2 separate regions of the Homo sapiens genome follow, and region 1 is linked to region 2. Evidence: read pairs that join two places in POLR2A ChIA-PET (ENCODE). Cell type or tissue: PC-9. All regions are shown on one strand. Each heading gives the region's core, and the rest is flanking DNA. Links, peaks and the distances in the headings are about the cores only.

What was found. Peaks named below come from ENCODE experiments on the same cell type or tissue, not always from the same donor. Only the 100,000 strongest peaks of a DNase experiment are listed, where the experiment ranks them.
Region 1: POLR2A ChIA-PET joins it to region 2 with 8 read pairs; 5 of 35 experiments call an interaction of 5 or more read pairs at or near these places.

Annotation. Positions count from the first base shown.
Region 1 is chr6:133,930,434-133,945,738 of GRCh38, forward strand. No RefSeq gene overlaps it. Among named protein-coding and RNA genes, the nearest start is that of TBPL1, 15 kb to the right of the region's middle. In PC-9, for the core only: no CTCF peak of the experiment used is centred there; no DNase peak of the experiment used is centred there.
Region 2 is chr6:133,992,571-134,007,875 of GRCh38, forward strand. It overlaps SLC2A12 (solute carrier family 2 member 12), which reads right to left. Exons shown (of 5, transcript NM_145176.3): 3 at 14,242-14,364; 4 at 9,427-9,559. Among named protein-coding and RNA genes, the nearest start is that of TBPL1, 47 kb to the left of the region's middle. In PC-9, for the core only: no CTCF peak of the experiment used is centred there; a DNase peak (open chromatin) is centred at 8,081; H3K4me3 peaks cover 762 bases; H3K27ac peaks cover 1,196 bases.

The DNA of each region.
Region 1 (15,305 bases), core at 6,785-10,784, 61 kb before region 2:
TAGGTGTAGGATCCGTTTTGAATTAATTTTACATATGATACAAGGTACGGATTGGATTGAAGTTTTGTTTGTGTTTTTGCATGTGGCTACCAAATGATTCCGGTGCTATTGTTGAGAAGATTATCATTGTTCCACTGTTTTATTCAAGAATTTTGCATTATGATTAAAACTGGCTGGTGGCCGGGCTCGGTGGCTCATGCTTGTAATCCCTGCACTCTGGCCCAGATACTACGCTTTTCCCATGGTCTTCACAACCTACAGACCAGGAGATTCCCTCCAGGCCTACCCCACCAGGGCCCTGGGTTTCAAGCACAAAACTTGGCAGCCATTTGGGCAGACACCAAGCTAGCTGCAGGAGTTTTTTTCCATACCCCAGTGGCGCCTAGAATGCCAGTGAGACAGAACCGTTCACTCCCCTGGAAAGGGGGCTGAAGCCAGGGAGCCAAGTGGTCTAGCTCAGCAGAACCCACCTCCACGGAGCCCAGCAAGCTAAGATCCACTGGCTTGAAATTCTTGCTGCCAGCACAGCAGTCTGAATTCGACCTGGGATGCTAGAGCTTGATGTGGGGAGGGGTGTCTGCCATTACTGAGGCTGCAAGAGGCGGTTTTCCCCTCACAGTGTAAACAAAACTGCTGGGAAGTTCAAACTGGGCAGAGCCCATCACAGCTCAGCAAAGCCGCTGTAACCAGACTGCCTCTCTAGATTCCTCCTCTCTGGGCAGGGCATCTCTGAAGGAAAGGCAGCAGCCCCAGTCAGGGGCTTATAGATCAACCTCCCATCTCCCTGAGACAGAGCACCTGGGGGAAGGGATGACTGTGGGCACAGCTTCGGCAGACTTAAACATTCCTGCCTGCCAGCTCTAAGGAGAGCAGCGGGTCTCCCAACACAGCACTCAAGAACTCTGCTAAGGGACAGACTGCCTCCTCAAGTGGGTCCCTGACCCCCGTGCCTCCTGACTGGAAGACACTTCCCAGCAGGGGTCGACAGACACCTCACATAGGAGAGCTCCGGCTGGCATCTGGCTGGTGCCCCTCTGGGACGAAGTTTCCAGAGGAAGGAACAGGCAGCAATCTTTGCTGTTCTGCAGCCTCAGCTGGTGAAAGAGGCAAACAGAGTCTGGAGTGGACCTCCAGCAAACTCCAGCAGACCTGCAGCAGAGGGGCCTGACTGTTAGAAGGAAAACTAACAAACAGAAAGGAATAGCATCAACATCAGCCAAAAGGACGTCCACACAGAAACTCCATCTGAAACTCACCATCATCAAAGACCAAAGGTAGATAAATCCATGAAGATGAGGAGAAACCAGTGCAAAAAGGCTGAAAATTCCAAAAACCAGAAAGCCTCTTCTCCTCCAAAGGAACACAACTCCTGGAGAGCAAGGGAACAAAACTGGACAGAGAATGAGTTTGACAAATTGACGGAAGTAGGCTTCAGAAGGTGGGTAATAACAAACTCCTCTGAGCTAAAGGAGCATATTCTAACCCAATGCAAGGAAGCTAAGAACCTTGAAAAAACATTAGAGGAATTGCTAACTAGAATAACCAGTTTAGAGAAGAACATAAATGACCTGATGAAGCTGAAAAACACAGCATGAGAACTTCACAAAGCATACACAAGTATCAATCAATAGCCAAATCAATCAAGTGGCAGAAAGGATGTCAGAGATTGAAGATCAACTTAATGAAATAAAACAAGAAGAAAAGATTAGAGAAAAAAGATGAAAACGAACAAACAAAGCCTCCAAGAAATACAGGATTACGTAAAAAACCAAACCTATGTTTGATTGGTGTACCTGAAAGTGATGAGGAGCATGGAACCAAGTTGGAAAACACACTTCAGGCTATTATCCAAGAGAACTTCCCCAACCTAGCAGGACAGACCAACATTCAAATTCAGGAAATACAGAGAACACCACAAAGATACTCCTTGAGAAGAGCAATCCCAAGACACATAATCATCAGATTCACCAAAGTTGAAATGAAGGAAAAAATGTTAAGGGCAGCCAGAGAGAAAGGTAGGGTTACCCACAAAGGGAAGCCCATCAGACTAACAGCTGATCTCGCTGGAGAAGCTCTACAAGCCAGAAGAGAGTGGGAGCCAAAATTCAACATTCTTAAAGAAAATAATTTTCAATCCAGAATTTCATATCCAGGCAAACTAAGCTTCATAAGTGAAGGAGAAATAAAATCCTTCACAGACAAGCAAATGCTGAGAGACTTTGTCACCACCAGGCCTGCCTTACAAGAGCTCCTGAAGGAAGCACTAAACATGGAAAGGAACAACCGGTACCAGCCACTGCAAAAACTTACCAAATTGTAAAGACCGTCGACACTGTGAACAAACTGCATCAACTAACAGGCAAAATAACCAGCTAGCATCATAATGACAGGATCAAATTCACAGATAACAATATTAACCTTAAATGTAAATGGGCTAAACGCCCCTAATTAAAAGACACAGACAGGCAAATTGGATAAAGATTCAAGAGCCATCGCTGTGCTGTATTCAGGAGATCCATCTCATCAGCAAAGACACACATAGGCTCAAAATAAGCAGAGGGAGGAATATTTACCAAGCAAATGGAAAGCAAGAAAAAGCAGGGTTTGCAATCCTAGTCTCTGATAAAACAGACTTTAAACCAACAACGATCAAAAAAGACAAGGAAGGGCATTACATAATGGTAAAGGGATCAATGCAACAAGAAGAGCTAACTATCCTAAATATATATTCACCCAATATAGGAGCACCCAGATTCATAAAGCAAGTTCTTAGAGACCTACAAAGAGACTTAGACCCCCAAACAATAATAGTAGGAAACTTTAATACCCCACTGTCAATATTAGATCCACAAGAAAAAAAATTAACAAGGATATTCAGGACTTGATCTCAGCTCTGGACCTAGCAGACCTAATAGAAATCTACAGAACTCTCCACCCCAAATAAACAGAATATACATTCTTCTCAGCACAACATGACACTTATTCTAAACTTGACCACATAATTAGAAGTAAAACACTCCTCAGCAAATGCAAAAGAACGGAAATCATAACAGTTTCTCAGTCCACAGTGCAATCAAATTAGAACTCAGGATTAAGAAACTCACTCAAAACTGCACAACTACGTGGAAACTGAACAACCTGCTCCTGAATGACTACTGGGTAAATAATGAAATTAAGGCAGAAACAAATAAGTTCTTTGAAACCAATGAGAACAAAGACATAATGTACGAGAATCTCTGGGACACAGCCAAAGCAGTGTTTAGAGGGAAATTTATAGCACTAAATCCCCACAGGAGAAAGCAGTAAAGATCTAAAATCAACACCCTAACATCACAATTATAAGAACTAGAGAAAAAAGAGCAAACAAATTCAAAAGCTAGCAGAAGACAAGAAATAACTAAGGTAAGAGCAGAAGTGAAGGAGATAGAGACCTGAAAGACCCTTTAAAAAATCAATGAATCCAGGAGCTGGTTTTTTGAAAAGATCAACAAAATAGACTACTAGGCAGACTAATAAAGAAGAAAAGAGAGAGGAATCAAATAGACACAGTAAAAAATGGTAAAGGGGATATCACCACTGATCCCACAGATATACAAAGTACCATCTGAGAATACTATAAACACCTCTATGCAAATAAACTAGAAAATCTAGAAGAAATGGGTAAATCCCTGGACACATATATCCTCCCAAGACTAAATCAGGAAGAAGCTGAATCCCTGAATAGACCAATAACAAGTTCTGAAATTGAGGCAGTAATTAATAGCCTACCAACCAAAAAAAGCCCAAGTCCAGACAGAGTCACAGCTGAATTCTACCAGAGGTACAAGGAGGTGCTGGTACCATTCCGTCTGAAACTATACCAAACAATAGAAAAAGAGGAACTCCTCCCTAACTCATTTTATGAGGCCGGCATCATCCTGATACCAAAACCTGGCAGAAACACAACAAGAAAAGAAAATTTCAGGCCAATATTCCTGATGAACATCGATGTGAAAATCTTCAATAAAATACTGGAAAACCGAATCCAGCAGCACATCAAAAAGCTTATCAACCACGATCAAGTCAGCTTCATCCCTCGGATGCAAGGCTGGTTCAACATATGCAAATCAATAAATGTAATTCACATAAACAGAACCAATGACAAAAACCACATGATTATCTCAATAGATGCAGAAAAGGCCTTCAATAAAATTCAACACCCCTTCATGATAAAAACTCTCAATAAACTAGGTACTGATGGAACATATCTCAAAATAATAAGAGCTATTTATGACAAACTGGCGGCCAATATCATACTAAATGGGCAAAACCTGGAAGCATTCCCTTTGAAAACCAGCACAAGACAAGGATGCCATCTCTCACCACTCCTATTCAAAATAATATTGGAAGTTCTGGCCAGGGCAATCAGGAAAGAAAAAGAAATAAAGGGTATTCAAATAGGAGGAGAGGAAGTCAAATTGTCTCTGTTTGCAGAGGACATGATTGTCTATTTAGAAATCCCCATCATCTCAACCCCAAATCTCCTTAACCTGATAAGCAACTTCAGCAAAGTCTCAGGATACAAAAATCAATGCACACAAATCACAAGCGTTCCTATACACCAATAATAGACAAACAGAAAGCCAAATCATGAGTGAACTCCCATTCACAATTGCTACAAAGAGAATAAAATACCTAGGAATACAACTTACAAGGAATGTGAAGGACCTCTTCAAGGAGAACTACAAACCACTGCTCAAGGAAATAAGAGAGGACACAAATGAATGGATAAACATGCCATCCTCATGGATAGGAAGAATGAATATCATGAAAATGGCCATACTGCCCAAAGTAATTTATAGATTCAATGTTATCCCCACCAAGCTACCATTGACTTTCTTCATAGAATTAGAAAAAACTACTTTAAATTTCATATGGAACCAAAAAAGAGCCCATATAGCCAAGACAATCCTAAGCAAAAAGAACAAAGCTGGAGGCATCACACTACCTGACTTCAAACTATACTACAAGGCTACAGTAACCAAAACAGCATGGTACTGGTACCAAAACAGATATATAGACCAATGAAACAGAACAGAGGCCTCAGAAATAACACCACACATCTACAACCATCTGATCTTTGACAAACCTGACAAAAACAAGCAATGGGGAAAGGATTCCCTATTTAATAAATGGTGTTGGGAAGACTGGCAAGCCATATGCAGAAAACTGAAAGTGGACCCCTTCCTTACACCTTATACAAAAATTAACTCAAGATGGATTAAAGACTTAAACGTAAAACTTAAGCCATAAAAACCCTAGAAGAAAACTTAAGCAATACCATTCAGGATGTAGGCATGAGCAAAGACTTCATGACTAAAATGCCAAAAGCAATGGCAACAAAAGCCAGAATTGACCTAATTGAACTAAATGGACCTAAAATGGAACTAAAATGGGACCTAATTGAACTAAACAGCCTCTGCACAGCAAAAGAAACCACCATCTGCATGAACAGGCAACCTACAGAATGGGAGAAAATCTATCCATCTGACAAGTGGCTAATATCAAGAATCTGCAAAGAACTTAAACAAATCTACAAGAAAAAAACAACCCCATCAAAAAGTGGGCAAAGGATATGAACAGACATGTCTCAAAAGAAGACATTTATGTGGCTAACACACACATGAAAAAAAACTCATCATCACTGGTCATTAGAGAAATGCAAATCAAAACCACAATGAGATACCATCTCATGCCAGTTAGAATGGCCGTCATTAAAAAGTCAGGAAACAACAGATGTTGGAGAGGATGTAGAGAAATAGGAACGCTTTTGCACTGTTGGTGAGAGTGTAAATTAGTTCAACCATTGTAGAAGACAGTGTGGCAACTCCTTAATGATCTAGAACCAGAAATACCATTTGACCCAGCAATCCCATTACTGGGTATATACCCAAAGGGTTATAAATCATTCTGCTATAAAGACACGTGCACACGTATGTTTATTGCAGCACTGTTCACAATAGCAAAGACTTGGAACCCATCCAAATGCCCATCAATGTTAGACTGGATAAAGAAAATGTGGCACATATACACCATGGAATACTATGCAGCCACAAAAAAGGATGAGTTCACGTCCTTTGCACAGACATGGATGAAGCTGGAAACCATCATTCTCAGCAAACTAACACAGGAATAGAAAACCAAGCACTGCATGTTCTCACTCATAAGTGGGAGCTGAACAATGAGAACACATGGACACAGGGAGGGGATCATCACACACTGGGGCCTGTCAGGGAGTGTGGGGCTAGGGGAAGGATAGCATTAGGAGAAATACCTAATGTAGATGATGGGTTGATGGGTGCAGCAAACCACCATGGCACGTGTATACCTACGTAATAAACCTGCATGCTCTGCACATGTATCTCAGAACTAAAAGTATAATAATAATTTTTTTTTAAAAAAGGAAACAAAGGGCTTTAGTACTTTCCCCACCTGTGAAGTCTACAAGCCGAATTCTTGCTCTCTCTGAGTTCTGGCCAGGAGGCTTCTCACCTAGTTCAAATTGTTACAAAGTTCAGCTAGAGAATTCCTTTTCCCCCTGGAGTTTTACCCCCTGCTCCTCTGGCCACCCTCCTGATGGATCCCTGTGGTGCCAGGCAGGAATGGGCTGCTTGGGGACCCAGATTGCTCCCAGGGCCTTTCTGCTGCTACCTCTACCCCTGTATTTCACTCCACTCAGCTCTGTAACTTGCATCAGCTCCAGGTAAAGTTGGAAACTTCTCCCGCAAACAGACTGTCAGCTTCTCCAGTAGGGGTGTGTGTTTAGGAGAGGAGGGTCTCCCTTTCCCACTTCTGCAGTTGGGGCACTCACAGTATTTGGGGTATCTCCTGGGTCCTGCAGGAGCAGTCTGCTTCTTTCAGATGGTCTGTGGGTCCTCTCAGGATTGCTGGTTTGTTCTTGCAGTCAGTCTGGAGCTAAAATTCATAATGCAAGCCTCCGCATGCTGCCCTGACCAGAGCTGCAATCTAGTCCTGCCTTGTGTCCACCATGATCCCAAAATGCCCTAGATGGGTCTCTCTTGTAAGCTGCATATAGTTAGATTTTGTTTTTGTTTTGTTTTGTTTTTCTTTTTCTTTTTTTGAAATGGAATCTCACTCTGTCACCCAAGCTGGAGTGCTGTGGCTCCACTGCAACCTGGGTTCACTGCAACGTCCACCTCCCAGGTTCAAGTGATTCTGCTGCCTCAGCCTCCCAGGTAGCTGGGATTACAGATATGCGCCATCAAGCTCTGCTAATTTTTGTATTTCTAGTACAGATGTGGTTTCACCATGTTGGCCAAGCTGGTCTTGAACTCCTGACCTCAAGTGATCCACCCACCTCAGCCTCCCAAAGTGCTAGGATTACAGGCCTGAGCCACTGTGCCTGTCCTGTTTTGTTTTTCTTAATCAGTCAAGCTTGATAAGCTTGACTTTTAACTGGAGTATTTAGTTCATATACATTTAATGTAATTGTCTACATATTTGGGTTTTAATTTACCATCTTATGGTGTGCTATTTGTTCTACCTATTCAGTATATACTTTTCTCTTTTTTCTTGCTTCTTTCAACAAATTGTTTCTTATCATCCAATTTTTTCCCTTTACTGCTGGGAGATTGTGTAATTTGTTTCTATTCTTTTAGTAATTATCCTAGAATTACAACATGCATACTTAACCTTTACCCTTCATACAAGCTGCTTAGGATATTTGATTCCATTTGACCCTCTTCAACATATGTGATACTTGTAATTGCATTTTTTTCTATTTTTTAGATGCTATATTGTTGTTCTTTTACTCTTTCAGTGTATATTAACTTATTTATTCACCACTTTCTTTGTTCTTTATACCTTTTTATAGCTTACATTTTTTTTATCTGCCTAACGCACTTTTTTTATAACTTTCTTTAGTATGATTCTGCTTAGGAAAAACTACTAGTCTTCATTAGCCTGAAAATGTCTTTATTTCAGCCTCACTATTAAAATATTTTTCACTAGACATTAAGACTAGATAGTAATTTTCTCTCAGTAAGTGGAAGATCCCCCTCCATTGTCTTCTGATGTCTCTTGCTGCTGCTGAGCAGTCATGTCAGTTTCATATTTACTCCTTTGAAAGCAATTCATCACTTTTCTCTGATTGTTTTCACTATTTTCTTTTCTTTTTCTATTTTTTTTAGCTTTGCTCTTCAGCTGTTTCATTATGACAATTTTAGATATAGGTTTCTTCTTGTTTATTTTGCTTGAGACTCACTGGGTTGTCTTAACCTGTACATTAGTGTCTTTCATGTACATTAGTGTCTTTCATCACTTCCGTAAAATTCTCAGCCATTATCTCTTCAGATATTACCTTTGCCCCATTTCTCTCTCCTCTCCTTCCTAGATTCTGATGAGATGTATATTAATCTATTCTCCTCTGTTGTTTATTTCTTTTAATTCTTATTCTGTGTTTTCTTTTTGTCTCTCTGTTTCACTTTTAAATTATTGTTTTTCTGACCTAGCTCCTAGTTCACCAATTCTCTTTTCAACTGTATTTAGTCTGCCGTTAAAGTCATCAACTGGCTTTCAAGGTGGCCTAAAATGCATATTTACCTCCTTGCCCTTTCAAAATGCAATTAAATTGAAGAAATGTAAAAATAAAAATTATGTAAAAACATAAACATAAAAATTAATTCAGGCCAGGCATGGTGGCTTACACCTAGAGTCCCAGCACTTTGGGGGGCTGAGGTGGGTGGATCACCTGAGGTCAGGAGTTTGAGACCAGCCTAGCCAACATGGTGAAACCTCATCTCTACTAAAAATACAAAAAAAAAAAAAAAAATTAGCCAGGTGTGGTTGCGCATGCCTGTAATCCCAGTTACTTGGGAGACTGAGGCAGGAGAATCGCTTGAACCCAGGAGGTGGAGGTTGCAGTGAGCCAAGATTGTGCTATTGCACTCCAGCCTGGTGACAGAGTGAGACTCCGTCTCAAAGAAAAAAAAATTAATTCGTAGCAGCACTAAAAACCAGTATGGAGTGCCACCAGAAGACTAAAACAGTGGAGAATTTCTGAACCATATAAATTTATTTTATTCTTTGGTCCTTTTTTAAATATCTGCAACGTAATTTTTCCCGAAGATATTTCAAATTTATCTTTTATTTCATTAAATAATAACTATAGTTTTATTACCTGTTTTATAACCTGCTAAATCCAAATATTAAGTATTTGTGGTTCTATGGCCTTTGTTATTTCTGTTTGTTCTTGCTTATGTTGTCTTCTTTCCTCATGTGTCTGTTTAAACTTGACTACACATGTTCTGGTAATAGTACTTTAAAATGTATTTGTGGGAACTATCCTAGCCTAACAGGAATCCACCTTCCTATAGAGAGATATCTTTGTTTCTGCTAGGCACCTAAGGACACCATCAGTCTGAGACTACCTTAATCTAAGTTCAAAGCTTGAAATTCCCGGGACCGTCACCATGATGGAAACAACCAAAAGAGGATTTGTTTATTTCAGGTATATTCTTGCCCTAAGGACACAGCCCTTTCATTTCCTACCTCACTGTCAGGAGGATCTCCTTCCTGTTCAGCTTCCTGCTTTGTGCAATCCCTGGGCAATTGCCATACCTTTCACTCAGTGGGGACATCAAAACGAAAGTTCAAGTTGTCATTACCCCTACAAAGCATAAACACCTTCTACTGCTTATTTATCTCTCTTGGTTCTTTTTCGTTCCTAATTTTGGTCTTACAGTATCTTATTCTCTGTTCAGTATTTGCTTTTAAAAAGGATTTTAGATTTTTTCCCCAGCATTTTTAATAGTTTTCTTCAGAATGTTTGGTCAATTACCAAAATCCAGAGGTTCATTTCTTTCTTCCTGTGTTATATTTGCTATACGTTTTTTTTTATTTTTAAGAAGTTATCCATTTCTTCAAAATGTTCAATTTATTGGTACAAAGTTGTTTATGGTGTTCTCCCTTTTATTGTTTTAGGCTTCATTATATCTGAAGTTAGGACTCCCTTTTTCATTCTTAGTTGTTTTTATTTGGGCTTTATCTCATTCTTCTTGGCCAGACTCACCCAATGGTTATTTTACGTTTTTTTTTTTTAATCAATAGAATCATCTCTGTTTTCTGTTTTTCTATTTCATGAGTTTCTGTCTTTATCTTCGTCGTTAATTTTTTCTTTCTTGCAGTTTCTTCTGCCTTTCTTTCTACACTCTCAAGTGGATAACTTTCAGGCTTTCTTCCTTAAAGCAAATAACAAGCTTATATCTCTACTTTTATCTGCCTTATTCAGAAAGGCTTATTATTGGCATATTCATTGCAATATAAATTTGTCAATTTCTCATTGTGAAATCAACCCAATACTCACATAGATAGATTTTTTGTTTTTGTGTTTATATAAACATAGAAATTAATCCTCCTGATCTTCTTAAAGCTTGAAACTTAAATTTGTTTTATCTGAGTTCCTTCCTCTAGAAAGGACCCTCAGGCCTCTCAAAAAGTATCAAAGAACTGAAACTCAGCAATTGTTTGCATCCAGACAATGACACAACAGGCCCCTCAATCATCATGTTTGATTCCTTAGGCTTCCTAAGTTCCTGTTTTTCTATGCATTGTTACATTTCTTCCCTGCTATATTAATCCCTAATTTTAGTCTGTCAGGGAGATGGATTTGAGATGGAGCTCCCATCTTCTTGGCTGCACCACCCAATTAAAGCCTTCTTCCTTGGCAATACTTGCCCTCTCAGTGATTGGCTTTCCATGCAGTAAGCAGCAGGACCTAGATGAACCCCTTGGCATTTTGGTAACAATTGTGTATCTATTAATTTTTGCTTATCTCCTGGGTAGATGTGATTTTTGTGTAAGCAAAATATCAGCAAAACATTTGTCTGATATTAACATGGCTACTAGATTTTCTGGTTAGTATTTTTCTGAAATTCTTTTTAGTTTCTAGCTTTCCATTCTTTAAATATAAAGAATCTTGTGGAGACAATAGAGGGGTTTTTTTGTTTACTTTTTTAGTCCACCAGAACAATCTCTGTTTTTATTTTAGCTCAATATATTTGTACAAAAAAATTCTTGAATTATTTTCATCCATTACTATGTTGTTCCATTGTTATTATATTTCTGTATTTTTAAGGGTAAATTTAATCTATTTACACATATTATGGTTACTACATTTAGAACTTGCTTGCTTCTACTCTGTTTCTTTGTGCTTTCTATTTGTTCTACTTTTTCTGTTTCTTTTTTCTCCTCTCTTGATTTTCTTTATACAGTATTTGTTTAATCACCTGTTTTCTTATTTCATTTTTGCCTTTTATTAGATGAAAACTTACATACTCTAGTTTTATGCTCTAGTTTGATTCTCTTGTGATAGTAATAGTCTTAGTACTCTACTTAACACCAAGATCTGAAATTTAATCATATCTTAACTCCTCTTTCAAACAATACAAGTTTTAAGGACATTCCTCTTGCATTGACCTCCACTTTCTTCCCCCAACTTAATAGAGTTAAGTATGCATGATAAAGTTTCTAGAGTGGAAATAAAGTGGGTAACTTTCTCACCACTACATAGTGGAATGCATTTTATTTTGTTTTATTTTATTTTTTGAGACAGGGTCTCACTCTGTCCCCCAGGTTGGGCAGTGCAGTGGCACAATCGCAGCTCACTGCAGCCTGAACCTCCTGGGTGCTCAAGTGATTCTCCCACCTCACCCTCCTGGGTAGATGTGATTTACAGGCAAGTGCCACCACACCCAGCTAATATTTTTTTGTAATTTTTTTGTAGAGATGGGGTTTCACTATGTTGCTTAGGCTGGTCTCGAACTTCTGGGCTTAAGCTATCTTCCCACCTCAGTCTGCCAAAGTGCTGTGGTTACAGGTATGAGCCACTGGACCCAGCTGAAATGCACTTCCTTTTCTTTCCCTTTCTTTTTTTTTTTTTTTGAGATGGAGTTTCGCCTTTGTTGCCCAGGCTGGAGTGCAGTGGCACAATCTCAGCTCACTGCAACCTCCGCCTCCAGGGTTCAAGTGATTCTCCTGCCTCAGCCTCCGGAATAGCTAGGATTACAGGCATATGCCACCACACCTGTCTAACTTTTTGTATTTTTAGTAGAGATAGGGTTTTGCCATGTTGTCCAGGCTGGTCTCGAACTCCTGACCTCAGGTGATCCACCCACCTCAGCCTCCTAAAGTCCTGGGATTACAGGCGTGAGCCACTGCGCCTGGCCTGAAATGCATTTTCAAAATAACTTTTGATTTTATATACTTCAAAATAGTGTTAATATTTATTAGTTTTATATTAGTTGCAAAATGAATTAGTTTTGAAATAACCAACTGAACTTTTGTTTCAAGAAGGTTACTTAAATGATAAATGATGATAGATTTGCTAAGTGCCCTGATTTAATTACTATACAATGTAATTTGATACATACAATGTATCAAAACATGACTATGTACTCCATATGTACAATTATTGTCAATTTAAAAAGTACATATTTATCTCCATACTTTCAAAACTCCATATTTTACTTTCAAAACTAGAAATACATATTTATCTCCATACTCTTTCAAAATTTAATTAAATTAACAAGAAATAGAAACATAAAAATTAATTCATAGCAGCACTAAAAACCAGAAGACTGGCACAATGGATAATTTCTGGATTATTTAAAGTAGATATCATATCAAGTGTTAATTTTGAGGAGGAAAGTAGAATGGCAGGAGTAAGAAGACTAAAGGAATCTGTGTGTGTGTGTGTGTGTGTGTGTGTGTGTACTGAATTTCTACAAAGAAAATGTATTTATGTATAATCATTTATAAATAAACTGTAAGGATACTGGATCCGGATTTGACAATAAAACCTAACAGAGCTGAGGATTTTTAAAACCTATACATTTGGCACATCTCATTAAAAACACCTCCAAAAGTGGCCTAAGATCAGAGATAGTGGGAACCCATGTGGAATTTATTTTTGTTATGAAATAAAGATCTTATCATATATATTTTTTAAAATAACCAATTGACATAATAACATTTATTAGTAGTTTATCCTTTTCCAACAGAGTTGAAATGCCACCTTTATTATTTACTAGATTCCTTAAATACATGGATCTGTTTTTTCTATTATTTTCCACTCATATTTTTGTCCATCCCTGTCCCAATACTACACTATATTAATTATTATTGCTTTTCAGTGTGTTTTTGTATCTAGAGGGCCTTTTTTTTTTTTTTAAGACAGGGTCTCATGCAGGCTGGAGTGCAGTGGCACCATCACAGCTCACTGCAGCCGCAACCTCTTGGGTTCAATCGATCTTCCCACCTCAGCCTCCCCAGTAGCTAGGATTACAGGTGCATACCACCATGCCTGGCTAATTTTTGTATTTTTTGTAGAGACGAGGTTTTGCCATGTTTCCTAGGCTTGTCTCAAACTTCTAGGTTCAAGTGATCCACCCACCTCGGCCTCCTAAAGTGCTACGATTACAGGTATGAGCCACCACATCTGGCTGGCAGGTTTAAAAAAAAAAAAATTTTTTTTTCTTTTCTTTTTTTTTTTTTTTTTTTGCGACAAGGTCTTACTCTGTCACCCAGGCTGCAGTGCAGTGGCATGAACAGAGTTCACTGCAGCCTTGAATTCCTGGGGTCAAGGAATCTTCCTGCCTCAGTCTCCAAGTAGCTAGGACTACTAATATTTTATAGAGGCGAGGTCTTGCTATGTTGCCCAGGCTGATCTCAAACTTCTGGCCTCAAGTGATTCTACCATCTTGACCTCCCAAAGTGCTGGGATTACAGGCATGAGCCACTGTGCCTGGTCCCTGGCAGTCTTAATGTATTTTTTTTTCCCAAAATTTTCTGTTGTGCTCTTGCATTTTCTTTTCCAGATGAAATTTAGAATCCGATTAATTTTATAAAAATTATCATTGGCTGTGGACTGGGATAACATTAAATTTGTAGCACATTTGAGGAGAATTGATATCTTCATACTACTGAGCTTTTCATTAAGTCAGGAGGTGTCCAATCTTTTGGCTTTCCTGGGCCACATTGGAAGAATTGTTTTGGGCCACATGTGAAATATACTACCACTAATGATAGCTAATGAGCAAAAAAAAAAAAAAAAAATTCACAAAAAACTCTCATAGTGTTTTAAGAAAGTTTACAAATTATTGTTGGGCCACATTCAAAGCTGTCCTGGGCCACATGTGAACTGCAGGCCTCAAGTTGGACAAGCTTGGTGAAGTAGTATTACACTTGCTTTCCTTTTCTCTCCACCTTTTGTCTCTGCTGCTCTCTGCATGTCAGCTTTGTTATCTGCTAGTGCATATCATCTTCCTATTCACAGAAGATATGTCAGCCTATTGCTTTCAGTTCACATCCTCCCAGTTTTACTACCAGAAAAGGAAATTGCTCTTTTTCCTAGCTGCACTTCAGTTAATCCTGGGTAGGATACTCTTTGGTCTGGATTGGTCATATACCTTCTTCCCACCAATCACAGTGGTGAGGAAGGTGGGGTAATGAGTCCAGTCAGGGGAGATAAACCATACAGTAATTTGAATAGAGACAATAATATAAAGAATTTTAAACTATAGCAGGGGATTGGAGTATTGAGCAAATATCTAGGAAGAAGGCAAGAAAACTCTAAATACATAAATAGTATGTATAAGGTGCAGGTACTACTCCTAGGGCTGAGATGGGGCACCCAAAGAGCTTCCCTTCATGTCCTCCTAGCCCCTCAACCTCCCCCCAACCCCCGCTCCCCCTCATCATGGCTGAGCTCCAGCCCTTATTGGAGAGGGCATGGCCAGGGCTCACTGAATGCCTTGGAAACTATGATGCTTCACAGACTGGAAATCCACCCTCTAGGTGCTGGGGAAGCAGTTCACTGGAGGCACCCGACAGGGCAGAGGTGGGGGTGTTGTTGCAGGAACTGGGCACTGGAGGAGCTGCATGTGTTGCAAGAATCAGATGCCAGAGAAGCTGCTCACATTGCAGCAGCCACATGCACTTCAGAAACCCGCCTGACTACTCAGCTTCCATATGCACCTTTCTGCAACAAACAATGCTATCTTTCTATGTAATAAGATACAGCTATCTTCTTACCAGTGAAGTTTATGCTTTCCCCAAAATGAGGAAAGGCAGTCCTGGGAGTAATTGTATCCATCACTGGCTATATTATTAATCCTCATAATCAATTCCACCAAATATGGTTACCTAAAGACAAATTGTGAAGTTAACTTCTGTGGAAAGTTGCATTGTGGCCTCAAAAAGATCTAAGTCCTAAACCCCAATACCTGGGACTGGAACTTTATTTGGAA
Region 2 (15,305 bases), core at 5,637-9,636:
TCCTTGAATGCAGGGTTAAAATAAACTAAGAGTTGACTTGGTCAGAGTTAAGGTTTGCCTGAGTGATGGAGGGAGAGAGAAGAGAGTAAAGGGAGAAGGGGAAATGCGAAGAAGTGGCCTTGGTGGGCCATGGAAAGTAGGAAGCAGGGTAAGGAAGGAAGGGAGAGCATGGGCCTCCAGGTCGTCGTGGGGCTGAAGACTTGTTGAAGTGCCAGTACTTGAGGAAGTGGGCTGGAGAGATGAGTGGTTAGAGGGTGAGTGGAATGCTTGTGAATGAAGCAGTGATTGGAAATGAGTCTAGGGCATGACCATCCTGCTTTTCTGTTCCCCTTCACAGCAAAATTGATGTAAGGAGTGGACTGTTGCTTCTTCACTTCACTTCCATTTTGTCCTCCAACCACATCAGTCAGCTTCTGTCCTCTCATTCCGCTGAGCCTGTGCTTACATCTGTCTTTGTGCTTGGCCTCTCCAGTCCCACCTTCCTACAACACTTCTGGCTTTCCTCCAGCCTCACTGTTGGCTTCTTTTCAGTCCCTTTTAACACTCTCTTCTTTGCTCGGTCTCTAAGTTTGGCACAAAACTGGGCCTAGTCCCTTCTCTCTCTGTTCTCTGACCAGATAAGCTTATCTGGCTTCAGGACTTAAATACCACTTATAAGCTGATGGCCACCCACATTTGACTCTAACCCCTAGAGTCTCCAAATTTCAGACTTACGTATCCAACTGCCTACTACTAATGTGTCTATTTGATGTCTAATGGACATCTCACAATATCTCCAAATCCGAGCTCTATTCTGTCCTGAGCCCTGAAACCTAGTCCTCTCTCAGGCTTCTGCATCTCACCATCTGTCCAGTTTCTCAGCTAAAACTTGCAGTGTCATCCTGACTACTTCATTACCTTATTCTTGTATCCATTTCATTCATGTTTTTTCATCTATTCAATGCCGAGCTTCGATTATATGCCAAGGAATTGTTCCAAGTGTTGGGAAACAACAGTGAACAAAATTCCCTGGCTTCATGGAATTTAAATATAGCAGGAAGAGATAGACAGTAGACCAAGTAAAATGTAGTGTTTCTGCTTTGGTTAAAACTGAAGGATTGGAAAGTGGGTGCAGAGTTGGCTACACAATTGGGATTTGAAATAGAGGGACAGGAAAAGTCTGTTGGAGGTGAAGCAGCAAGACAGGTGGATATCTAGGATAAGAGAATTCGAGGCAGAGAAAACAAGTGCCACGATCTGGAGCCTTGAGCATGCTTGATGTGTCTGGGATGCAGCCTCTGGCCTGTGTGGCTGTGAGAGAAGAAGGGGAGATTAGCAGGCTGTGCAGGGCTGGAAGGGCATTGGAAGGCTTCTGCTCTTGCTGGAGAGCCACTGGAGGATTGGAGCAAAAGAATACCTTGATTGCATTTTAAGGGGTCATTCTGGCCACTGTGTAGAGAACTGATGGGAGGGGACAAAGGCAGAAATGGGGACCAGTAAGTGGGTATTGCAGTAATTCAGGATGGAGATCATGGTGACTCAGACCAGGGCAGCCGTGAAGGTGTTCAGGCTCTGGATATATTTTGAAGTAAGAGCCAACACAACTTCCTGATAGACTGAATGTGGAGTATGTGAGAAAGAGGAAAGACTCCAAAGTTTGTGGCCAAAGTAGTCGGATAACATTGACATCAACTGAGGTGGGTAAGGCAGTGAGTAGAATAGGTTTGAGAACATCACAGGTTCAATTTAGGGCATGTGAGGTATTAGGTATCTGTTAGACATTTGGAAAGACATGTAGAGTAAGCAGTTGAATAAACAAGCCTTGAATTCTAGAGAGATAGCTAGAGACATAAATTTCAGACCCTGGCATATCAATGAGATAAAAACTGTAAAACTGGCTGGACGCGGTGGCTCACGCCTGTAATCCCAGCACTTTAGGAGGCCGAGGTGGGTGGATCACGAGGTCAGGAGATCGAGACCATCCTGGCTAACATGGTGAAACCCCGTCTCTACTAAAAATACAAAAAAATTAGCCAGGCGTGGTGGCGGGCACCTGTAGTCCCAGCTACTCGGGAGGCTGAGGCAGGAGAATGGCGTGAACCTGGGAGGCAGAGCTTGCATTGAGCCGAGATGGCACTCCAACCTGGGCGACAGAGCGAGACTCCATCTCAAACAAACAAACAAAAAAGAAACTAACATTGACTGAGATCAACTGGCTGGTGAGGGTGATAGAGAAGTGGTCAGGGGACTAAGCCCCAGGGCACACCAACTTTAAGAGAGGAAGCAGAGGAATAGAGACCATAGGTAAGAGATAACCAGGGGACGGGTCGCAGAAGGATGTGAGGCAAGCATTTCAGGAAGGACTATCCCCAGCCAAGAGCACTATCTCCAGTCAAATGCTGGGGATAATCTAAGATGAGGAGTGAGAATTGACCACAGAGTTAACCAACATGGAGGTAATTGGGATGTTAAAAAGTAATTTCAGGAGCGGAGTGGCCATAACAGTCTCACTGGAGCAGCTTCGTGAGAATGGGAAGAGCAGAAGCACAAGTGATGACAGCGAATATAGACAACGCTTTAGAAAAACTTGGCTATACATAGTACCCAAGAAATAGGGCAAAAGCTGGAGAGAAAAGTGGCACAAAAAGACCTTTTGTTTTGTTTTGTTTTTAAAAAGATGGAGAAAGAATCATAGCAGGTTTCTGTGCTGATGAGGAGTAGGTAAAGATGCAGATGATGCAGCAGTGAGCTGGGAGAATTGCTGGAGAATGTGCCGGAGAAGGGAGAGAGGAGAGAGGGGGTGAAGGGGGCTCTCATAGGAAGGACTGCATTCCTACATAGGCCCTGGAGGAATGGTTGTGTATGTGGAAGGGGTGGAAGTTTCCCCCTGATTATGTCCATTTTCTCAGTGAAGTCAGAAGCAAGGCCATCAGTGAGGAATGAGGAAATGAGGAGGTTTCCAGAGAGAAAGTGATCTGGAACATGTGTCTAGGAGAGAAGCAAAGTTAATTGACTAGGGATATGTGTGATTGCCACATGTGATTGAAGGCCACTTAAGGTCCGTGGTCATGATGGAAAAAGAGACCCAGCACTAGAATCGCATGCTTTCCCAGCCTCCTTCAGCTGGATGGCTGCAGACACTTACTATGGCACACTTTAAAGTGTAAATCAGATCATGTCACTGCCCTGCTTAAAATCCTTCAGTAGCTTCCACTGCAATTAGAATGAAACCAAACTCTTCACTCAGCCTGCAAAGCCCTGCACACTAGTCTCTACCTACTTCCTAACTCATTGTCAAAGATTACAGCCTTCTTTCCATTTCTGGAACAAGTCAAGTGTGTTTCTGACTTAGCCTTTGCACTACCTGTTTTTTCTGTCTGGATTTACTCCCCTATCTTCCAAGGTTGGCTCTTTATTACCCAGGTTTTATCTTAAATGTTACCTCTCAGAATAGCCTTCTCAGATCCGCCCAGTTGAAAGTAGTCCTTTAGTCACTTACTATCTAATCAGTATACTGGAAATCTCATGGTGATTGTACTCGCTGATAATGTTATTGTAGAACCTAGATCAGTGCCTGGCACATAGTAGATGCTCGATAAATATTTGTTGAATAAATGAATTGGATGGATGGATGAATGAAGAAATGACCACATCAAATTAACTGCTAAAAGTGAAAAGTAAGTTTGCCTCAGAACTGAAATATTTACAAAACATTAACTTGTTTGCTTTCTCCATTTGTGCCCACTTAAGCTGGGGGGAAAAGTAAATCACAGCTGAAACAGCAAATATGGCAAACATCACATCCCATTTTGAGTTTGTAGCTTGCAAGGCAGAAGTTCAAAATAAAATCTTTTCAAATTACATTATTGCAGAAATCTTTTCTGACCTCTCAGCTGAGTCACTGTTTATTTTATAAGAAACTTAACATCCTTGGAAGAATATTCGTTTTTTCAGCTTTTTAGAAATAGGGGTAGAACCCAGCTCCAAATGTAGAGGAAAATGCTAAGCAATGTGTAGTATCATGTTTGAAGTTAACTTGATACTGTAGTTTCCTTTCTTAGAAATAGACATTGGGATTTCTACATCAGGACGGTTACCTTGGTGACAAAAGTTGATTCATTGTTTTATTAACTTGTAAATTCATGAAGGCTCTCTTAACTCAGCAGTGTCCTTCCTCATTCTTCAAGTTCACCTCAGCTTCTGTGCACAAGCAGGTTCCATGGGCTTTCTACCACCTCGCATTTCCTTAACTAATTTGATAACTTACTGTATTTTTTTGTCTCTGACATTTCTCTGTTGGAAACCTTGTTTAACGTATACCCTTTAGATACTTTGGTCAATTTACATAAGCCAGGCTGCTCACATTGTCATTTTAAAAGCTTTTGCCAACCTGTTGGTTCAGCTCAGAAAAGCCTCTGGCTCACTAGTATTGCATGAATAGAAGTTAACCAGGAGGCAAAGGCGGGCAGATCACGAGGTCAGGAGATCGAGACAATCCTGGCTAACACGGTGAAACCCCGTCTCTACTAAAAATACAAAAAAAAAAAAAAAAAAAAAAAAAGCCGGGCGTGGCAGCAGGCGCCTGTAGTCCCAGCTACTTGGGAGGCTGAGGCAGGAGAATGGTGTTAACCTGGGAGGCGGAGCTTACAGTGAGCTGAGCTCATGTCACTGCACTCCAGCCTAGGGGCAACAGAGCGAGACTCCATCTCAAAAAAAAGTTAACCTACCATGTGACGCAGCAATCTTATTACTGAGTATATACCCAAAGGAAAATGAATCATTTTACCAAAAGGACACATGAACCCATACGTTCATTGCATCACTATTCATAATAGCAAACATGTGGAATCAACCCAGGTGTCCATGAGCAGTGGATTGGATAAAGAAAATGTGGTATATATACACCATGGAATACTACACAGCCGTCAAAAAGAACGAAATCATTTGTAGCAATACGGATGGAGCTGGAGGCCATTTTCTTAAGTGAACTAATGTAGAAACAGAAAAGCAAGTACTGTTTGTTCTCACTTATAAGTGGGAGCTAAACATTGGGTACTCATGGACATAAAGAGGCAAAAATAGACACTGAGACGACTGGAGAGGAGAGAGATGGAGGTGGGCAAGGGCTAGAAAACTACCTATTGGGTACTATGTTCACTACCTGGGTGACAGAGTCATTCATACTCCAAACCTCAGCATCATGCAGTAAACCTTTGTAACAAACCTGCACATGTAGCCTCTGATTCTAAAATAAATGTTGAAAAAAAAATTCTGAAAGCACCTTTTCCTTTTTGTCCTCAGTATTGGGCTTCCTCATGGTTTATAGCTAGTAGGGATTACTACTGCTGTAATGACTTTAAAATGTAAAATTGTTTTGCCATCTCATCTTTCATAATTGCCTTTATTTTTGTTCTTCATTACAAACCTTGCAGTTCTCCTATAGTCTGTTTAGAGGTCAACAGTACCTTTGGCTTTTGGTCCTCTCCTAATTTGCAATTTATAACTTTCTTGGAGAGGGTCTGGATTTAAGTTTGAGTAACTGCATGACTCAAAAGTAACAGAAATGTGATTCTTTCAAAAACATTTCCTAAGTCAGAATTTTAATAATTTAGACAGATTCTTTCCCCACCCCAAATTCTGAATTAATAAGTTCTGTTGGGTTTTAGATACCCACATCATATGTTCTTAAGGAATATCTTATTCTGGAAGCCTACTAGAAAGAAAGATTAGATTTTCTTAAGTTCTGTCATTGAATTTTCGTTTGGTTTGCAATTTGATACAATCTGGCAACCCTATATGAAAAAAAGGATTTGAAAGTTCTTAATCTTATACAGAACATTCTGCTTTCAAGTTTGACTTTTTTAAGAGAGTACAATGGGTTGTGATAGTAAGGGAGGCCTATATAGTTTCATTCAATTAATTAATTGCTACTTTCTCCCTGCCTCAATTTTTCAGTTATTTTTGTTCACAATAATTCACAAAATTTTACTTTTTGTGTGTGTGTGCTTTTGAGACAGGGTCTCACTCTGTCACCCAGGCTGAATGCAGTGGTGCAATCACAGCTCACTGCAGCCTCGACTTCCCAGGCTCAGATGATCCTCCTACCTCAGCTTCCTGAGTGGCTGGGACTACAGGCGCAAGCCACCATGCCCAGCTAATATTTTGTGTTTTTGGTAGAGATGGGGTTTCGCCATGTTTTCAGGCTGGTCTCAAACTCCTGGGTTCAAGCGTTCTGCCTGCCCTGTCCTCCCAGAGTGCTGGGATTACAGAGGTGAGCCACTACACCCAGCCACAAAATGTTTAAAGGAATTTTGCTCCCTGAGTTAGTAGATGAGTAGTTCAAAGGTGCATATACACAAAGTGGATTTACCATGAAGCCAACAAAACAAGTTATAAAATTGAACAGTGGATACTTTTTAATCATCTACCAGAAATCAATATTAAGCTAGGTAGGCATTGTAGGAGTTACATAAGAAAGATAATGGACAGAGCATTCCTGGAAACTAAAACTTTATTAATTAACAAGATGAAACCACAAGAGTTCTAGCCAATGCAGTATAGAAGTAAAGAGGGCTAGAAGATATTGAAAATCTAGGACAAAGGATTACTCTCCAGGGCTAGAGCTACTCAGGGCTTCGAGGATGAGTACTTGAGTTGGGTCTGAAAGCATAAGGATGTAGAGCTGAATCTTCAAAGTTAGCTAAAATGTAGGAACAGAAGGAGAAATCAGGAGATTAGAGCCGTGAGCTAGGAGGCCCTCCAGGAAAGAAGATTGTTTCACATGAGCTAAAAGAACTTCAAGAAAGAATAGGTTTGATAGATTAAATGTGGTCAGAAATTCTTTGCCCTTCATCTCATCAAGAGGTTAGGTCTCTTTCTTCACCTGTTGTATCTAGGCTGGCCTCAGGACTTGTGCTGACAATAGAAAGTGGTCAAAGTGATGTGTGTCTTCCTGATGTAAACCTCAGAGAGACTTGCAGCTTCTTTCTGCCTTCACTACCTTGGAAAGTTGCCCTGAGTTTGACATGTGAGGAAGCCACTTTGCCTCCTCAAGGATGAGAAGCCACTGGGGAGGACTGAAGCTCCCCATTGACAGCCAGCACCTACTGCCACCTATGTGATCAAGTCCCATGTGATTGTGGGCCCTCCTGCCCAGGGAGACATGTGAGTGAGCCCAGGCAAAGCAAGCAGAGGCACCACCCAGCCAAACCAAAGAATCATGGGAAATAGTTGTTTTCAGCTGCAACATTTGGGATGCCTTGTTATGCAGCAATGGATAATTGATGTGAAACAGGCATAAGGAAGGATGAGAAATGGAGGAATACCAATAGATTTGGAAGTCATCGGTGTCCTGGCATCTCAGTTATGGAAAAACCTGAATCCATGAGGAATGTTGCCAGTTTACAGGTGGATACATTGGCTTATCAAAGTCTGAGGCCATTGATTATTTAAATCGTGTTTGTAATTGATAGCCTTATTCAGAGTCTAATGCTCACCAAGAAATCCAATCATTTTAACCTCCACTTGGATAGAGCCAGGCAATGCGTTAGTTAGTCCAAGGATATAGCCAGCCTTCCTCACAATTTTATTTCCCATTGTAAATGAATCATTTTCATTTTATTTTTTTGAAAACAGGGCCTCATCTGTATCAAAAAAAATTAGCCTTATAATTTGATATTTACCTTAAGCTTAAACTGGGAGAATTTTTTTCTGCTTTTTCTAAAGTAAAATATTTTAAAATTTAGACCATCTAAAAGTGTATAAAGCACAAAGTGAAAATTTTCCACAATCCTACTTACTATACCCCCAATAAGCCAGGATTAATGGTTAGTTCAATATAAATACACATGCACACATATACCTACTAACAATTCACCTATCAGGTTTATTCTTCCTTCAAGTAAAAGCTGAAGAATCGCTATGCCCACAATATCTGTAATCATACATTTTTCTCTACTGTTTTCAAAGTATTTTTAAAAGAAAATCACAAATTGTGAAAATGTAGTTTCCTCCCATTATATTAAAACCCAACAATAAGTATCCCTGCATTTCTAAATGGAACGACGTAATCCTAGGAAGAGTAACAAGTTCTGCTTCATTCTTAGCCCCTATGTCTCACCTCTTCCCCCAGGACATGGTTTTGGCAATTAGAGCTACTAAAAAAGGAAAGGGAATTTTCTGCCACTCACTTCTAAATTAAATGTTTCACTTCTAAGTTAAATTGTTTAAACAATCTCTCCTTGTGAAATTTTTTAAACCAGTTTTCTAAAAGCCTATTCATATAAGAAACTTATCTTTCTTAAAATTACCTTAAATGTGCAATATTTAGAACAACGGTAGATGGTTAAGCCTGAGAGTTTTTCTGCTAATCTTAGCCTTAGCAAGTGTTTAGGGCACAGAGAAGGAGCTCTAAGTCTGATAGAGATGGAAAGGCTGAGACCCAAGTTCCTAGCCCAGTGTGAACATGGTATATCTACACTTCCGGGACCCACCCCAAACCCCAAACAAAGAAAACCTGTTGGGGGGAGCTAGAGAGGCGGAAGAAGTTCTGAGATGGTGATTGAGTAGAGCTTTAAAATGTTCACCCGTTGGTTGGGGACTGGGTGGGGGAAGCATTGGGGGGTGGTGGGGGATAAAAGACTACAAATTGAGTTCAATGTATACTGCTCCGGTGATGGGTGCACCAAAATCTCACGATCGCCACTAAAGAACTTACTCTGTAACCAAATATCACCTGTTCCCCAAAAACCTATGGAAATAAACTGTTTTTTAAATGAGATAGTTTTAATCAGTAGCACAGAAGATTCACATCCTCTGTACAACAAAATTAGTTTCAGGAAAAAATCAGGTAAAACAACAATAGTAACAGTTTCTTTTTCCGAAAAGAAATGCAGACAGTGAAAATATTAAACTTTGTTCTAGTAAAAATTATTACATTACAAAAAAGGAAAATATGGTTTAATGCTTTTTAATTACAATGATGTATTTTTGTTTTTGTTTCGTATAAAAGGAAAAAACTTGTAACCTTGTACGTACATATTGGTTGGTCATAGTAATGAATAATAGCATTACAGTTTGATGATAATTATAAAAGGCTAACGTTAAAAAACATTCCAATTGTAAAGATTTTATTCAAATTCAGTACAATATTTCATTGATAAGTGAAAATTTGCACTTGCCAATCAAATACATTCACTTTGTAGTTTGAAAAAAAAAAAAAAAGCTTCATTCATTGGGAAGAAATGGTTATTCTTCCTTAGCTGAATCACCCAAATTAAAGACAAAGCAGGGAAATTGGAATTATGCACTGAGACATAGTCTTACGCTAAAGGGAATGTCCTAATCTAATAATATCTAATAATTTCAGATATTATTCCTTTGCTGTATATAAAAGCTGCACTTTTGACCAAAGAGTATTGTTCAGAAACCAATGCATGTAATACTTACACTTTTGCTAGCTCCATTGATATTTGTTCCAAAGAGCATCCCTTTGTCTCAGGTATAAACATAACAACAAAAAGCAGGGATGCTAGACTCATGATTGTATATATAAAGCACACCCATGGCAGGCCAATAAGATCTATAAAGGACAAAAGAAATTGATTAGAAATGTGTTTTGTGTAGCTTTGATCCCATTTGTGAACAGCCACTTAGGGCATACATAGCACCATATGTATTTTCAAACATGCCAGCAGTATCCAGGAAAATAGAAATCACAAATTTAAAATGTAGCCAGCTCTGAAGGTGTTACTTTTACAGACTACCTTAGTTTTCTCTGTTGAAGAAAATAGCAGTCTTGTAACTATCACAATTTACACCCAATGTCATCTTCTTGGTGGGCATGTCTTTCTGTTTCAAAATGGCAATGTGTCTTTATTAATATAAAAAAGCACATGCAAAAAAGGAACCTCAAATAACATGGAAACATATGATGTAGAAGGTAAAATCTCTCTTCTCCCTCTCCACAGTTCCCCTCTTGGGAATCGCCATGGTAGCAGTTTAGTTTCTGTTCGGTGGACAATTTTTTCCCCCTCTTGCTATCATTCCCAATGGTGGACATTTTTAATGACATTTGTACAGATGGATTTTTCTTGGAATGAGCTCACCCTTCTTTGCTCTGATGTGAATAAATCATTTCATGCTGGCAATATTTCATCATTTTTAATAGCTTGCAGTGTATTTGTAATGTTTCTTCCTGGGTTCAGAGAAAAAAGTGATCATGGATCCAGTAAAAGCCATCAACTTGCCAAGATGCATCACAAGAAGCAGGATCCTCAAGATTCTGATGACTCTCATCTGCAAACCTAGTTTTTCCTCTGACCGCTTCCAGCCAAAGATACAGTCCCTTTGTAGTCATGGACCAAGTCAAGGCACATTCAGTGGTCAGCAGTGGCCCCCACAGTGCACTTGAGGCTGCCATTTGCATTGTGGCGGCCCCTGACTCAGCAGCAGAATGTCTAGTGTGGCAAGGAGTAGTCAACTACGAACAACAAGATTTTACAAATAGCCTTTAACAGCTGCAGCCACAAACCACAGTTGGTCAGGCAGGAAAACTGACTGAGCACTTGTGTACTGAGGCAGTGTTTGTAAATGCAGCATGAAAGAATCGAAGCATAGTAACTACTTGTCGGTGAGTTGTGCTGAGGTTGGGAGAAGCAGGAAGGAGGAACCGCACTGCAGTTCTTTTGGCAATTTTAATTAAACTCCTGTCTCTCTCTGCTTTTCTAGCTGGCACAGGGTATGGCCCAACTGATTGCTTAATAAAGTCCTTGTAGAATTGGGTGTCCTTCCTTCTCTGGAGCTTAAAACCAGAATATAGAAATTGTCAAAACCCTAAAGGCTGTCTCATCAAATTGTCCCCAGTTTTGTTTGAGCACTTTGAGTAACAGGGAGCTCACCATTTCACGAAGCCTCTTACTGCCCTGTGAAATAGTTGCGTCTGCTAAAAAGTTATTCCTTGCTTAGATCCTAAATCTGCCTTTCAGAGGCTGTGCTTTGTCCTGTGGAAGGACACACAGTGAATCAGCTCTCCCCACCCCTTCTCCGTGACAGCCATTCAAATATTTGAATGCACCTCAGCCCTCCTCTGAGAATCCCCTTGTCCAAGTCAAACATCCTGAGCTCTTCAACCATTCTTCCCACAGCATAGGTTACTGCCCTCGCCATTCAGGTTGCCCTCCTTCAGCGAACACACTGCAATTTTTAAATGGCCCTCTCGAGATGTTTTACTCAGAGCTGAATGCAATGCTACAATTGTGTCATGATCACTGCAGAGTACATTTGTCTATCTGGAACAGTCTGCTTTTATTGATACAGCTGAAATTGCATAAAAAATGTTGGTGTTTAAGGGCTTACTGCCAAGTAGAACCTCACGTCTTTTAGATCCCTGTGTCCTACACTTGGAAAATTTATTTTTGAAAATAAGTAGGAAATGTCAAGCATTCCAATTAAATGTCATCTAAAGGTTTTAGAGCATTCTAGGCTTTTTGTTTTTAAGTGGATCTGTTTTCCTACATTTGTTCTAAAAGCCCATACGGAACTTCTAAAGCTTCACTAGCTCCTCCAGTGTATTAGCTATAGCCCTCCCAGAGATGTGTGTCATCTTTTCCATCCCTCATCAATTCCATTTTTTCTTTTATATTTCTCTTTCTCCACATCAAATAGCAGATGGAGGGTGTGTGTGTGTTGAGTACGTGTGTGCACATGTGAAGGTTGAGGGCATGTGTTTATGTGTGTGATCTGAGTAGGACCAGTTTCTTTGTTTCCTTTAATCTTGAGCTACTTCTCAAAAGGTAGGATAGGAACATTTGAAAATTTTATATAAAAACCCAAACCACGCTTAAATAGTAACCCCAAAGGTTAATTTCCAAAAGTGGATATACTAAATATATATGTATGTATGTGTGTGTATATGTGTATATATGTGTTTATATATATGCATGCTTTTCAGCAAACATCCATTTTTGAAAATTGTATCTATAAAGACAATATATATGAAATGAAGAAATTAGGTTATTTGTTTCATAGAACTTCCCACAGTCTGGATTTTCTTGATTGTAGTCATGCTGCATGTTCCTCATCTATATATGAAATAAAGAGAAACCGACTCATTGGTCAGTTTTCGTGGATACTGGGGAACTGCCACATTATTTTGAAAACTAGAAAATAAAGAGAAAGTTTCAAGCACGTATTTTACCTTTCTTATATGATCCACACTTCAGGATAGCCAAATAGCTAATGAGAAGAAATTTCTCTTTAGAGAGGTATTTCAGATAAAAATGGAGAAGGAATGACATAATGAGTAGGTCTGGGAAATGATCATCAAAGGAGGCCAACAATGACAAACAGCGAGACAACCAGACCTCATGTGCCTCCTGTTGGCAGTTCACACGGCAGCAGCTGCCACAGAGTTCACCAAAAAATGACATGTAAATCTCCTCAAGCCTCTATCGTTTTTAAAAAAATAAATTTAGGCTTTATTTATTTATTTTAGCTCTATCATTCTTTGTAATCCCCAAAGGGTTTCCCTTCTTACTTTCTTCATGTTTACAAGTTGGAGCTAGGAAAACAAGGCGAATGCTTCTGTTTCTGATTTGATCCCTAATATTGGGTTATTTTATTATAATATATAAATCTAATTTGTGGTTCCTTTAGATAGGGCTGCTGAATGGAACACACAAACAGCCATTTTTTGTTTTGCTTGTAACATTTTTTTATGCCTTGCCTTATTTCCGACATAGGGATCCTCAAATTTTCTATACAATGCAGTTGAATTTCAGGCTTCAGTGGAAAGTAACAATGAGCCTGACCTTATTACAGAATCTCCCTGCCAGGCACAGTGGCTTACGCCTGTAATCCCAGCACTTCGGGAGGCTGAGGCAGGTGGATCACGAGGTCAGGAGTTCGAGACCAGCCTGAGTCAACAAAGTGAAACCCCATCTCTACTAAAAATACAAAAAAATTAGCCAGGCTTGGTGGTGCGCACCTGTAGTCCCAGCTACTTGGGAGGCTGAGGCAAGAGAATCACTTGAACCTGGGAGATGGAGGTTGTGGTGAGCCGAGATCACACCACTGCACTCCAGCCTGGGCAAGAGAGTGAGACTCTGTCTTAAAAAAAAAAAAAAAAAAAAAAAAAAAAAAAAAAGAATCTCCCTTCTGCTGCTCTCTATCCTTAAATTTGATGAGATCCCTTTTGAAAATAAAAGTTTGTTATTATTACAAGCAATTCTGCCTGACACCTAAACATGACTTTTGTTATTGTGGATTGGTTTCTCTTTCTCCTCAAGCCTCTATCTAAATCTAATAGCAATTTACAAGAAACATAAAAGACAGAGAGGAGGGCTAGGCGTGGTGGCTCGTGCCTGTAATCCCAGCACTTTGGGAAGCTGAGGTGGGTGGATCACTTGCGGTCAGGAGTTTAAGACCAGTCTGGCCAACATGGTGAAATCCCTGTCTCTACTAAAAATACAAAAATTAGCTGGGTGTGATGCTGTGTGCCTGTAATCCCAGCTGCTCCAGAGGCTGAGGCAAGAGAATCATTTCAACCCAGGGGCCGGAGGTTACAGTGAGCCGAGATCATGCCTCATGCCACTGCACTCCAGCCTGGGCAACAGAGAGAGACTATCGGAAAAAAAAAAAAAAAACAAAAAAAAAAACAGAGAAACAGAGAGGGGCACGTGACATGACTATAATCAACAAAATTCAGACTGGAAAATTCTATGAAATAAATCATTTGTTTTTTAATAGATTTTTAATTTCTTTAAAAATATAAGGTATAGTGGGGGTGAGGAGATGGAGGAGATGGAGACAAAACCTACAAATTATGACATATTTCAGTGACTTGTAAGTTATGTATTTGGGTCATGATTCAAATCATGTATAAAAAGCAATTATAAGACAATTAAAACATGAACACAGACTAGGTGTTTGATACTATGGGATGATTATATTTTTAAGTGTGATAATGACATTGTAGTTATATGTTTTTGAATGTCAAAGGTCTATGCTGAAATTTTTCAGAAAAAACAACATTGCATATGGGATGTGACTCAAAATAATTGGGTAGGGGAAGAGCAGGTGGGGTTATAAATAGATTTACATTCAAAACTGTAAATTGGGTCATGGGTACTTCAGGGTCATGGCCGTTCTCCTTCTAAGTGTGTTTGAAAATTTCCACGAAAAAATGGTCTTTAGGTGGGTGTGATTCCCTAACATTTGTCCTACGAGGACCAAAGACATTAGAGGAAAACAAAGACTTCTTACCAGTTACAGTCAAAAATGTCAGCGAGATGAGGAGATTGATGCCCCAGTTCATGCTAGAAGTTAAAGCCATGGCTCGTCCTCTGATCCCACCAGGAAAGATCTCGCTGAGCACCAGCCAGGGCACTAGAAGAAAGGCAAGAGTGGGTGGCGGACAGCACATTTAGCAAAAACCCATTGAATCTGAGTGCCAGCACCCTGATCTCTCCCTGCCCTCATCCTGCCGGGATTTGTGGTTGGGAAGCACCATTTCCTACCTCAGCAGAACAGGACAGTAAAGGGACGTGCTGCCTCCTCACCTCCAGCCAAGGAAGAAAGGATTCACAGAAACATTAGGAGAGCTGGGCCATGGTCCCCATGCATAGGGTGAGGGGCATGAGGTGCTGGTATCTGTCACAGGCCCAAGAAATGCAAACCGCAGGGGCAGAGGTGGGGCCACCTGCCTGGCAGCAACAAGAGAGCCAGCTCTGGACATCTGCCAAGCACAGAAGCCTCAGTGCCAGAGCCCAGGTGTACCTGCTGTAGGACTGGGCTGTTTCCTCAGCTCTCTCCCCCTGACCTTGGAGGAGTCAGAAATCACAGCTAATGAGTGGGTAGGAAATGGAGCCAGGTGGGCATGAGGAAGCCGGCTACTCTCCCTTCTCTGACTTGGGCGTCCTGGCCTGAAGCAAGCTGGATGGAGAGAAGTTCTAAATTAAATAGAGCTCCAAGATTTGATTATTGTACCAGACTAAACATTTGAATTTCTAGAAGGAGAGTCTTATTGGCACCAAAACTCATCAGAGGACTTTTTATTATCTGAGAGTGACAGGGAACATTATGGGGCTTGCCTGATGGGATCAGATGGGGCAATAAAGGAGCAAATTAACTTGTCTTCTGCTCACAGCCTATCAAGCCCAGTTTGCCTAATAAAAAACAGCCAGAAGTTCTTACTGTGGGCTTTTACAAACATTTTTACAACCTCATCTCATTTGATCCTCACAAACCCCTACAAGGTGGGAACTATTACGAAACCTCTTTTATCAAAGAGGAAACTGAGGCTTAGAAGAGTTACTTGCCAAGGTCAC